Regions from separate parts of the Homo sapiens genome. Here region 2 is linked to region 1. Evidence: read pairs that join two places in POLR2A ChIA-PET (ENCODE). Cell type or tissue: PC-9. All regions are shown on one strand. Each heading gives the region's core, and the rest is flanking DNA. Links, peaks and the distances in the headings are about the cores only.

Region 1 (6,108 bases), core at 1,011-5,010:
CATGACCAGGCTCAAGTTTATGAGCATTTATTGAGCCCTTACCTGATAACCAGTGGTGACCTGGGCATCACGGTTGGGCATACAGACTTAAGAACAAGCAAAACATGTCATTTTTTGACATCCATATGCGGGCCTGAAATTGTACATAGATCTTTAGTACTCACAACCAGGCTCATCCTAACCAGGTGAGCGTATGCAGGACAACTTTCTGTAACTGTTTTCCACTAGCACAGGCTAGGTACTGTTTATGTGTGGAGGTCATTCTTTAGTATAAAATGATCACTACAACAACAAACCAGAAAAAGGGGTTAAAAATTGCTGACATAGGCAGGGGAAAGGGAGACATTTATAATATAAAATAAGCTATATGAATATCTATATCAGCTCCTAACATTTTACAATTGATGATTTTGTAAGCCATGATAACAGTTATCACAAACTAAACCTATGTGGTTGGCTAATGTTGTCTATTGTTTCTCAGGAGGACCTACAGCAGAGCCTTAAGGAATGCTCACATCCAGAGGGTGAGCAACAGTGGGAGCACTTAGAGAAAGAGAAGGCAGGTGGGGAATGCGGGACTAGAAGTTAAGGAAGAGAGTTTTAAGAGTAGGTCAACTGGGCTGGGCGTGGTGGCTCACGCCTGTAATCCCAGCACTTTGGGAGGCCGAGGTGGGCAGATCACCTGAGGTCAGGTGTTCGAGACCAGCCTGACCAACATGGAGAAACCCTGTCTCTACTAAAAAATACAAAATTAGCCGGGCGTGGTGGCACATGCCTGTAATCCCAGCTACTCAGGAGGCTGAGGCAGGAGAATCGCTTGAACCCGGGAGGTGGAGGTTGCGGTGAGCTGAGATCATGCCATTGCACTCCAGCCTGGGCAAAAGAGCGAAATTCCGTCTCAAAAAAAAAACAAAAAAAAAACAGTAGGTCAACTGGTGAACTGTCAAATGCTGCAGACAAGTCACAGATGGGGCCTTAGAAACAACAGTTCGGGTGAGGTAGTAAGGTTGAAGCTGGTTAAGAAGGAGATACAGAAAAGACTGAAAGCCATGAGTACAGACTTCTGTTTCTACAGTTAGTCAGTAAAAGTAAGAGAAAGGCATAGAAGCAGGAGAGAAAGGCGGGAAGAGAATTTTTCAGCATGGAACATGGGTACCTGTTTGCTCCTGGGGAAGAGGGTCCACAGGGAAAAAGGGCTACTAAAAGTGCAAAAAGGGGAACAGAGCTGTCTTTAGGGGGTAGGAATATAAGCACTTATTTGTTTTTCTCAATGGTCCATTTTTGTTTTTAAAAGTGAGAACTCAAAAATACATGTTAAAAAATAGAAAATACTTTTAAAAAAACGGATTCTACTGATGTCAGTAACCCAAAGAATATGAGAAGGGTTAAAAATACCTCCAATCAAGAGAAGAATTATTTTCCCCTCTGAAAGAAGAACATGAGTTAAAAATACAGAGAAATTTTAAAGTGAGAGAAGAGAGAGAGAGATGGAGCTTATGCAGAACACAGTATTTCCTGTCAGATAAATGGCATAGAAAGTTGCCAAACATGAGGAGGTGGGATGGGGTCTGTGGATTCAGAAGAGAGTGGGAAACTTTTTTATTGGTCACTGTTGAAAATGCAATAGATACAGAATTATTCTCTAGGGATATGAAGGAATTTTCCAAAACAATTTAGGCTTCTGGAGGAAGAAAGGGGATGGAAGACAAGAGAAGTAAATAATCCAATAAATGGTCAGCCCCAGGGTTTCTTCCAGAACAGCTTCTCTCTGAATCCCTTTTAATCTCAACAGTTTAAGGGTCTATGTGAATGTTAAAGCAGAGATTTAAAGCAGGAAATGTAGAACTCTATTTTTTTAAAGTTAATACCAACGGATCAATAAATTGTCACATTGTTTACTTCAAAATAGATGTTTTGATCTGTTGCTGCTATGAAATGTGGTTCTTATTCTCCACTACCGCTTGGTGCCTGCTGCTCCACACTGAATTAGCTTCTCCTTTTCAAATGCAGAAAACGCAATTATGCCTCACTTCCTGTTTAGAATCACTTTGAAGTAATAAAAAAAGGAGGAATGGAAATATTCACTTAGGCTAATGGAAAAAGATTAAAAAAAGAGAAAGAATAACTCATCTCTTTATCTCCCAATCAATCCAGCTATGGTAAGTTGAGGTCATTTGGACAAAGGACAGGCTGGCCAATTTACACAAATATTCCATTTAAAAAGAGAAATGGAGGTTAAAGGGACTCCTATATTTTTACCACACTTCTGTGATATCCTCAAAGCTCTAAGATAGCAGAGCGAAGGAATTTGAATGCCTTGGCCTTTTCTTCTTCCCATTTTCCTTTCTTGATTTTTCATGGATATCTCTGTTTTAATGGGAAGATGGAGTGTATCTGTCTAGGTAGTGACAGTCTCTGCAGCTAGCAGGGATGATGATGAACGATGGGAATGCTGGGAGTCGTGTTCCTGAGTTAAAGCGGGGCCAATGCACACTGTGAGACCTGGATTCACTGCCATAACATCATGACTCTTTAGAAGTAATAGTTCCCTAGGATGCCTAAATTGACAGGAGGAATGTGTAGGGAGAGGAGAATGGGGATGAGGGAGGATTGCAGAAATCCAATCAAGAATATTAATTTATGAATTGGGAAAAATACCTGGTGTACATTAAATAGAAATAGCTAGTCCAGTATTCGTTCTTCACTTAAGTAACAGACTTTGTTCCTCTGTTGGAACTTGAGGGGCACTATCTTGGAGAAGGAACGATTAGGCTGAAATTGTCTGCCTTGTCCTTAGTATCTTTCTGAGGGAAATGTTCTCACATCACCCTGCTGAGGAAGCAGCTTTAGATAGTTCATCAGCAGGTAAGCATCCAGGGCTCATAATTAACTGGATCAGGAGTGGTTACCAAGGCAGTAAATGAGCAGGTATTTTTACCACACTGCTGTAGTGGCTGGTATCATTTTATAAGTATGGTCTGTCTATTTTATAAGTATGTCTGTCTCTCAAAAATAAGGCAGAGTCTTATCTTTTATTTTTTATGTATTCTGCCTGTATTCAATAAGATGCTCCAGACATGAGATAGTTGAGAAAAAAAAAAAGAGCTTCTTTGCAAACCAACTCTCTGAGGGCTCTTATGATCCTTAATGAGTAATTGAAGGGGGTAGTTCTACAGATGAGGAATGGTGCTAAACACTTGGAAAATAGCCATCCTCTGGAGGAAATGAGTGGAATCCATATTCATGACTCACTTCTGGGTCTTGGCTGGTTTCTCTGGCTTCTCATTGTACGGAATGACAAGGTCACCAACTGAGTCTGGCTTCTGGAGGAGAATTCCCAACTTGATCTTAATCTCCTTGGCCCTGAAAGAAGAGACACAAGGGGAAATGAGGACACCACATGTGCATACAGATTTTAAGAAGAGATTTCTTCCTGTGTCAGAGAAACAAAAATGAACAAAATCCCATTTCACTTTTATTTTTCTTGTGGCAGAAAGAATACTAATGCAGAAATTAGGATATATAAGTTCTAATAAATAGCATTTATCAAGCTCTTAGTATGTCCTTCATTAATTTGCACTACATTTTAATCCTCATTATTGTTTTATATGTGTTCTCTCATTTTATATCTGCAGACACTATAGTACTATTTCCATTTTGCAGATGAGGTCACGGAATGACAGGAGTTTAAATAACTTAAGATAACCCAGCCAGTATTTGGTGGAGACAGATGTGAGCCCAAGCTGTCTGATGCTAGAGTTCCCAGGTAGAACTCTGCATGCATTGCCTACTAGTCTTCTGAGGGCTCTGGTCTTCACTATTGTTAGATATATGACATTTGGAAAAAATGATCACTTTTTTTTATTATTATTATACTTTAAGTTTTAGGGTACCTGTGCACAACATGCAGGTTTGTTACATATGTATACATGTACCATGTTGGTGTGCTGCACCCATCAACTCGTCATTTAGCATTAGGTATATCTCCCAATGCTATCCCTCCCCCCTCCCCCTACCCCACAACAGTCCCTGGTGTGTGATGTTCCTCTTCCTGTGTCCATGTGTTCTCATTGTTCAATTCCCACCTATGAGTGAGAACATGTGCTGTTTGGTTTTTTGTCCTTGCAATAGTTTGCTGAGAATGATGGTTTCCAGCTTCATCCAGGTCCCTACAAAGGACATGAACTCATCATTTTTTATGGCTGCATAGTATTCCATGGTGTATATGTGCCACATTTTCTTAATCCAGTCTATCATTGTTGGACATTTGGGTTGGTTCCAAGTCTTTGCTATTGTGAATAGTGCCACAATAAACATATGTGTGCATGTGTCTTTATAGCAGCATGATTTATAATCCTTTGGGTATATACCCAGTAATAGGATGGCTGGGTCAAATGGTATTTCTAGTTCTAGATCCCTGAGGAATCGCCACACTGACTTCCACAATGGTTGAACTAGTTTACAGTCTCACCAACAGTGTAAAAGTGTTCCTATTTCTCCACATCCTCTCCAGCACCTGTTGTTTCCTGACTTTTTGATGATCGCCATTCTAACTGGTGTGAGATGGTATCTCACTGTGGTTTTGATTTGCATTTCTCTGATGGCCAGTGATGATGAGCATTTTTTCATGTGTTTTTTGGCTGCATAAATATCTTCTTTTGAGAAGTAAAATGACCACTTTTTACTGCCAGACCTCAGTTCCCTCATCTGTAAAATGATGACGTTATCCATCATTTTAGATGTTTTTTGAGCTATTTCCAGCTATAAAATTAAATCATTCCACTTGATTATTTATTTCTCTATAAAATTTTTGTTTCCAACTCCTTATCCATTGTTCTCTATGGCTGTCAGACTATCTTATGTGCAGTAAGCCTTGATAAATGAGTACTAATTGCCAAACAACAAACTACAGCAGAATTTACTGCTTCTTTGTATCTTCAGTATTTTAGTGAGTAGATATGGTCAGAATTCTGGGTACTCCTCCATCACGGGATGCAACTATTTTCACGCTCAGTTTTAAAACTAACCTTCTAATCTATCCATCACTTTATCACAATTCTATACTAGAAAAGCACCAGGCAAATCTTAAATATTAATCCATAGGACAAGTTGTTGAATATTGGGAGACCCAAAAAGCTACCCTTTCCCAGTCACCTTAGCACTTTACCCATGCTTTTAAGACAGGGTTCATCATATTGCATTATGGTCATTGACTTATGTTTCTGTTTTTCTACTTGGATATGAGAACTTTTTGATGGTAGGAATTTAGTCTTAAATACTTTTTAACCCCTGTGCCTAGCACAATGCTTGGCAATATAGTAAACATTTAAAAATATTTGCCAAAGTGAACTAAAAATATCTTGATTTTGTTCTTTACAAATCTGCTAACATTTACCTCCCAGTCAATGCTAATCATAACCAAAGTTTTAAAGAGATGTGGTGAAGTTCACATGGCAGCCAAATAGGATTTTACTATTGTACACATACTTTCCTCATTTGTTCACAGGGAGGCTGTGATGAGGCAATTTAAGTAAATGCCTAAGATTTGCAGTTACGGATATTAGGGAAAAAAAATGTAAGGAAACCTGTGGTAACTTATAAAAACTCCATAAATGCCTAATTATAACATATTTTCCTTTAGGCTAGTAAATATGGTTTTGAAAACTATGTTTTAGGAACAGTCATCTCTACAGTGTCATTTCCTTTTCATTTTGTTCTGCTTTCACTCTTTCCCTAAGACCCTCTCATTGACTAAAGCCAACTCAGGTCCCATAGTACCTCAGATCAAGCTCAGCACGGCATTAGGGTAAAAACTGGGACTGTTCTGCCGAGGGAGCTTATATAACATTGTGAATTAGAATAAGTGTCGCTTTAATTCCAAGTGTTGCAAGTTACTTAAATTATCTAATGTTTAGTTCTTTTGCCTAGAAATTTGGACTGATAAAATAGTATATCCTAAGACTTTTTGAGATGATTAAATATACTAATGCATGTGAGTCACTTAGCACAGCATTTGGCATAGAACACGGCTTCTTTAAAGTTAGTTCTAACTACACAATCATTTTTCCAACCCACCGCCCATGTTCCCTAGCTTCGAACATTACATTG
Region 2 (4,000 bases), core at 1-4,000, 2.0 Mb before region 1:
CCCAAGTAGCTGAGATTACAGGCGTGTGCCACTACGCCCAGCTAATTTTTTGTATTCAGTAGAGACAGGGTTTCACCATATTGGTCAGGGTGGTCTCGAACTCCTGACCTCAGGTGATCCTTGGCCTCCCAAAGTGCTGGGATTACAAAGCGTGAGCCACCACACCCAACCCAGTTTTCTTTTAATAGAGAATTTACTGTGTAGTAAGAGATTCGGGTTTTTTTTATTTTTTTATTTTTTTTGAGACGGTGTCACGCTCTTTCACCAGGCTGGAGTACAGTGGCATGATCTTGGCTCTCTGCAACCACTGTCTCCTGGGTTCAAGCGATTCTCCTGCCTTAGTCTCCCGAGTAGCTGGGATTACAGGCACCCACCACCACGCCCAGCTAATTTTTGTATTTTTAGTAGAGACGGGGTTTCACTCTGTTGGCCAGGCTGGTCTTGAACACCTGACCTCTTGATCTGCCCACCTCAGCCTCCCAAAGTGCTGGAATTACAAGCGTGAGTCACCGCACCCGGCCATATAAGAGATTCTTAATCTCCCATAGCTCTCCTGTTTTATTCTGTATCCTCTCTGCTTACTGACTGACATGTGGCTTTAGTCTCCCTGAGGGTAGAGATTATTTTCTGTGCTGGGGGAGGCCTAGGAGACAGAGTTTGGATATGGTTTATTGATGCTCCCTGTTTCCTCTCTTCAGACTTCCATGGAGTCACTGATTCATCACTTTAAGTTGTATACTGAGGGCTACCAAGTTCCTCCAGGAGCCACATATACTGCCATTGAGGCTCCCAAGGTAAGGAGAGGAGGGGAAGGAAAAGACCATATGTAGAGTAGGTAGCTAAAGATAGATGTTTAACAAATAGCTCATTCATCAATGAGAGAGAAAACAGAATGAATAGAGGTTTTGTTGGCAGAGAAAAATACTCTTCATGTTAATACAGACACCCAACCTTCTTCCTTGAACAGGGAGAGTTTGGGGTGTACCTGGTGTCTGATGGCAGCAGCCGCCCTTATCGATGCAAGATCAAGGCTCCTGGTTTTGCCCATCTGGTAAGAATCAATCCCAGTAACTATAACTCCAATGAATTAAACCTGACCTTGGTTGAGGTTTTTATGAACTCTTCTTTCTCCTCCCACCTTGCAAGTCTTAACTAACATTGTTGCCATCTCAATCTCCCTAGGCTGGTTTGGACAAGATGTCTAAGGGACACATGTTGGCAGATGTCGTTGCCATCATAGGTACGAGGCCTATTGTGTAGTAGAGGTATCCTAGACAAAGGAGTTCGGGACGCCCACTGGGGACAGAAGGAGAACACTTCCTGTTCACCATAGGCCATGGCATGGACTCGGGTCCTCAATCTTTTGAGCACAGTAATGGGTTCTGGATCTTGGGTAACACCACTTTTTTTGTTTGTTTTGCCTCACAACAGGAAGATAAGTAACATCACTTTTTTCCTCCATCCTCTCACCTAGGTACCCAAGATATTGTATTTGGAGAAGTAGATCGGTGAGCAGGGGAGCAGCGTTTGATCCCCCCTGCCTATCAGCTTCTTCTGTGGAGCCTGTTCCTCACTGGAAATTGGCCTCTGTGTGTGTGTGTGTGTGTGTGTGTGTGTGTATGTTCATGTACACTTGGCTGTCAGGCTTTCTGTGCATGTACTAAAAAAGGAGAAATTATAATAAATTAGCCGTCTTGCGGCCCCTAGGCCTAAACTTCTGGTATCTTAGTGTCTCAGTATCTTAGTGTCCTTCACTCGGACTGTAAACCTAAGAATGTTCATTAACCCTCCATTCCTGTTAGATTCAGTCAGGTCTTAGCAATTTTTCCTGCTCGTCTCCACCCCCTTCTCTGACTCTTGTCCTTTCCACTTCTCTATTCCCCATTTCCTCTTTCGCCTCAGTTCCCTCCTTGCCCAAACCTTCTCAGTGCCCACATAACTTGGTAAACCACTCAAATCAAGACCTGGGGTAAAGTTGGGAGGGAAAGGGCTATAGTGGGGTCTGAGGGAATGTTGACGGGCAGTTTCACACAGATAAATCTCTGAACCAGCCGGGCGCAGTGCCTCACGCCTGTAATCCCAGCACTTTGGGAGGCCGAGGCGGATGGATCACCTGAGATCAGGAGTTCAAGACCAGCCTGATCAACATGGAGAAACCCCATCTCTACTAAAAATACAAAATTAGCCGGGCGTGGTGGTGCATGCCTGTAATGCCAGCTACTCGGGAGGCTGAGAGAATCGCTTGAACCTGGGAGGCGGAGGTTGCGGTGAGCCGAGATGGCGCCATTGCACTCCAGCCTGGGCAACAAAGCAAGAGTCCGTCTCAAAAAAAAAAAAAAAAAAAAAAATCTGAACCAGGTGGAGTGGAAAATGGCAGATGTAGACAGCCTTTCCTGAGCGTGAAAGTCTCCTCATTCTGTGGGTTAGGAGTTGGTCATTGAAGGGCTGACGCTTAAGAGCCCAGATCTCCCAACTCCCTTAGTTGGCCCTTCCGGGAGCCGCCCGGTCTCTTGTGCAGGAAGGGGAAGGGGCCAAAGCATGGGGGAAGGCGTGGCAGGAAGAGGGGGACTCTGTGGTCAGGGAACTGCTCGCTGAGCACAGCTGCACAGTGCTGTCAGAACGGCCGATCTCCAGCCCAAGATGATTCCAGCAGTGGTCTTGCTCTTACTCCTTTTGGTTGAACAAGCAGGTAAGAGGGTTTGGTGAGGGATAGCGTGAGCTGGCTCCAGGGTGGAAGTCCAGAGCTTGGGTCTGAGGGCCAAGTCAAACACAGGTGAAGGAAGGCTGACAGTGGGTAGGTGGGCATAGGGAGACCCTGAGGCTAGTCCTCTCCAGCCCCGACCCAGGGCACTAGACTCATAGTTCCCTCCTTTCTTGTTGCCTTCTTACTTCATTCCAGACTTTTCTCCGTATTATTATTATTATTTTGGAGATGGAGTCTTGCTCTGTCACCCAGGCTGGAGTGCAGTGGCGCAATCTCTACTCACTGCAACCTCTGCCTCCTGGGTTCAAGCGATTCTCCTGCCTCAGGCTCCCGAGTAGCTGGGACTACAGGTGCCCGCCACCACGCCCGGCTAAGTTAAGTATTTTTGGTAGAAACCGGGTTTCGTCATGTTGACCAGGGTAGTCTTGAACTCCTGACTCAAGTGATCCACCCACCTCGACCTCCCAAAGTGCTGGGATTACTGGTGTGAGCCACTGCACCCAGCTATTATTATTATTAAAAAAAGACAGGGTCTTACTATGTTGGCCACATCGGTCTTGAACTCCTGGCCTCAAGCAATTCTCCCACCTCGGCCTCCCAAAGTGCTACTGTGCCTGGCTGACTTTTCTCTTTTCAGGGTTGATAGAAAGTGGCAGGGGAAGGGTCTGGTTGTATGGCATGAAGAGCTGGTCTGGTGAAAAGCCTCATTTCTCATGATGAGCATTTCCCATGGGGTGCCTTTGGTCTTGTCTGCTGGGAGCTGATCTCTAGCTGGTTTAATATACAAAGCACCCTTGGTGCCTATAATTCCAGCTACTCAGAAGGCTGAGGCAGGAGAATCACTTGAACCCAGGAGGTGGAGGTTGCAGTGAGCCAAGATCGCACCACTGCACTCTAGCCTGGGGGACAGAGTGAGACTCCGTCTCAAAAAAAAAAAAAAGATTTTACATATATATCTCTATCTATCTATCTATATACACACACACACACATACACACACACACACACACACACACACACACACACATATATATATATATATAGAGAGAGAGAGAGAGAGAGAGATAACCCTTTAGGAAGGTAGGACTCTGTTCTTGTGCTTGGGAGTAAGGCAAGGATATAGCCAAGACAAACAGACGGGATTGCTGTTTCTATGGGTCATTGTTAATGCTCCATTCTGTCAGCAGTTGATAATGAGGGTGGGCAGCATGAGATCCCCAGTTCCAGAGACCTGAGCGTCAGCTGAGAAATAGAGGCAGAAATGGGAAGGTCTCTGAAGCTCTACAGCTCCAGCCA

What was found. Peaks named below come from ENCODE experiments on the same cell type or tissue, not always from the same donor. Only the 100,000 strongest peaks of a DNase experiment are listed, where the experiment ranks them.
Region 2: POLR2A ChIA-PET joins it to region 1 with 7 read pairs; 1 of 35 experiments calls an interaction of 5 or more read pairs at or near these places.

The regions. Positions count from the first base shown.
Region 1 is chr1:163,165,006-163,171,113 of GRCh38, forward strand. RGS5 (regulator of G protein signaling 5) reads right to left here. Exons shown (of 5, transcript NM_003617.4): 2 at 3,253-3,363. The region is part of intron 2 of RGS5-AS1 (RGS5 antisense RNA 1); the gene reads left to right. Among named protein-coding and RNA genes, the nearest start is that of RGS5-AS1, 6.4 kb to the left of the region's middle. In PC-9, for the core only: no CTCF peak of the experiment used is centred there; a DNase peak (open chromatin) is centred at 3,196.
Region 2 is chr1:161,212,682-161,216,681 of GRCh38, forward strand. It overlaps NDUFS2 (NADH:ubiquinone oxidoreductase core subunit S2), which reads left to right. Exons shown (of 14, transcript NM_001377299.1): 11 at 699-794; 12 at 968-1,051; 13 at 1,183-1,240; 14 at 1,475-1,714. The coding sequence ends at 1,512. FCER1G (Fc epsilon receptor Ig) reads left to right here and starts at 2,614. Exons shown (of 5, transcript NM_004106.2): 1 at 2,614-2,689. The coding sequence starts at 2,641. In PC-9, for the core only: no CTCF peak of the experiment used is centred there; no DNase peak of the experiment used is centred there; H3K27ac peaks cover 183 bases.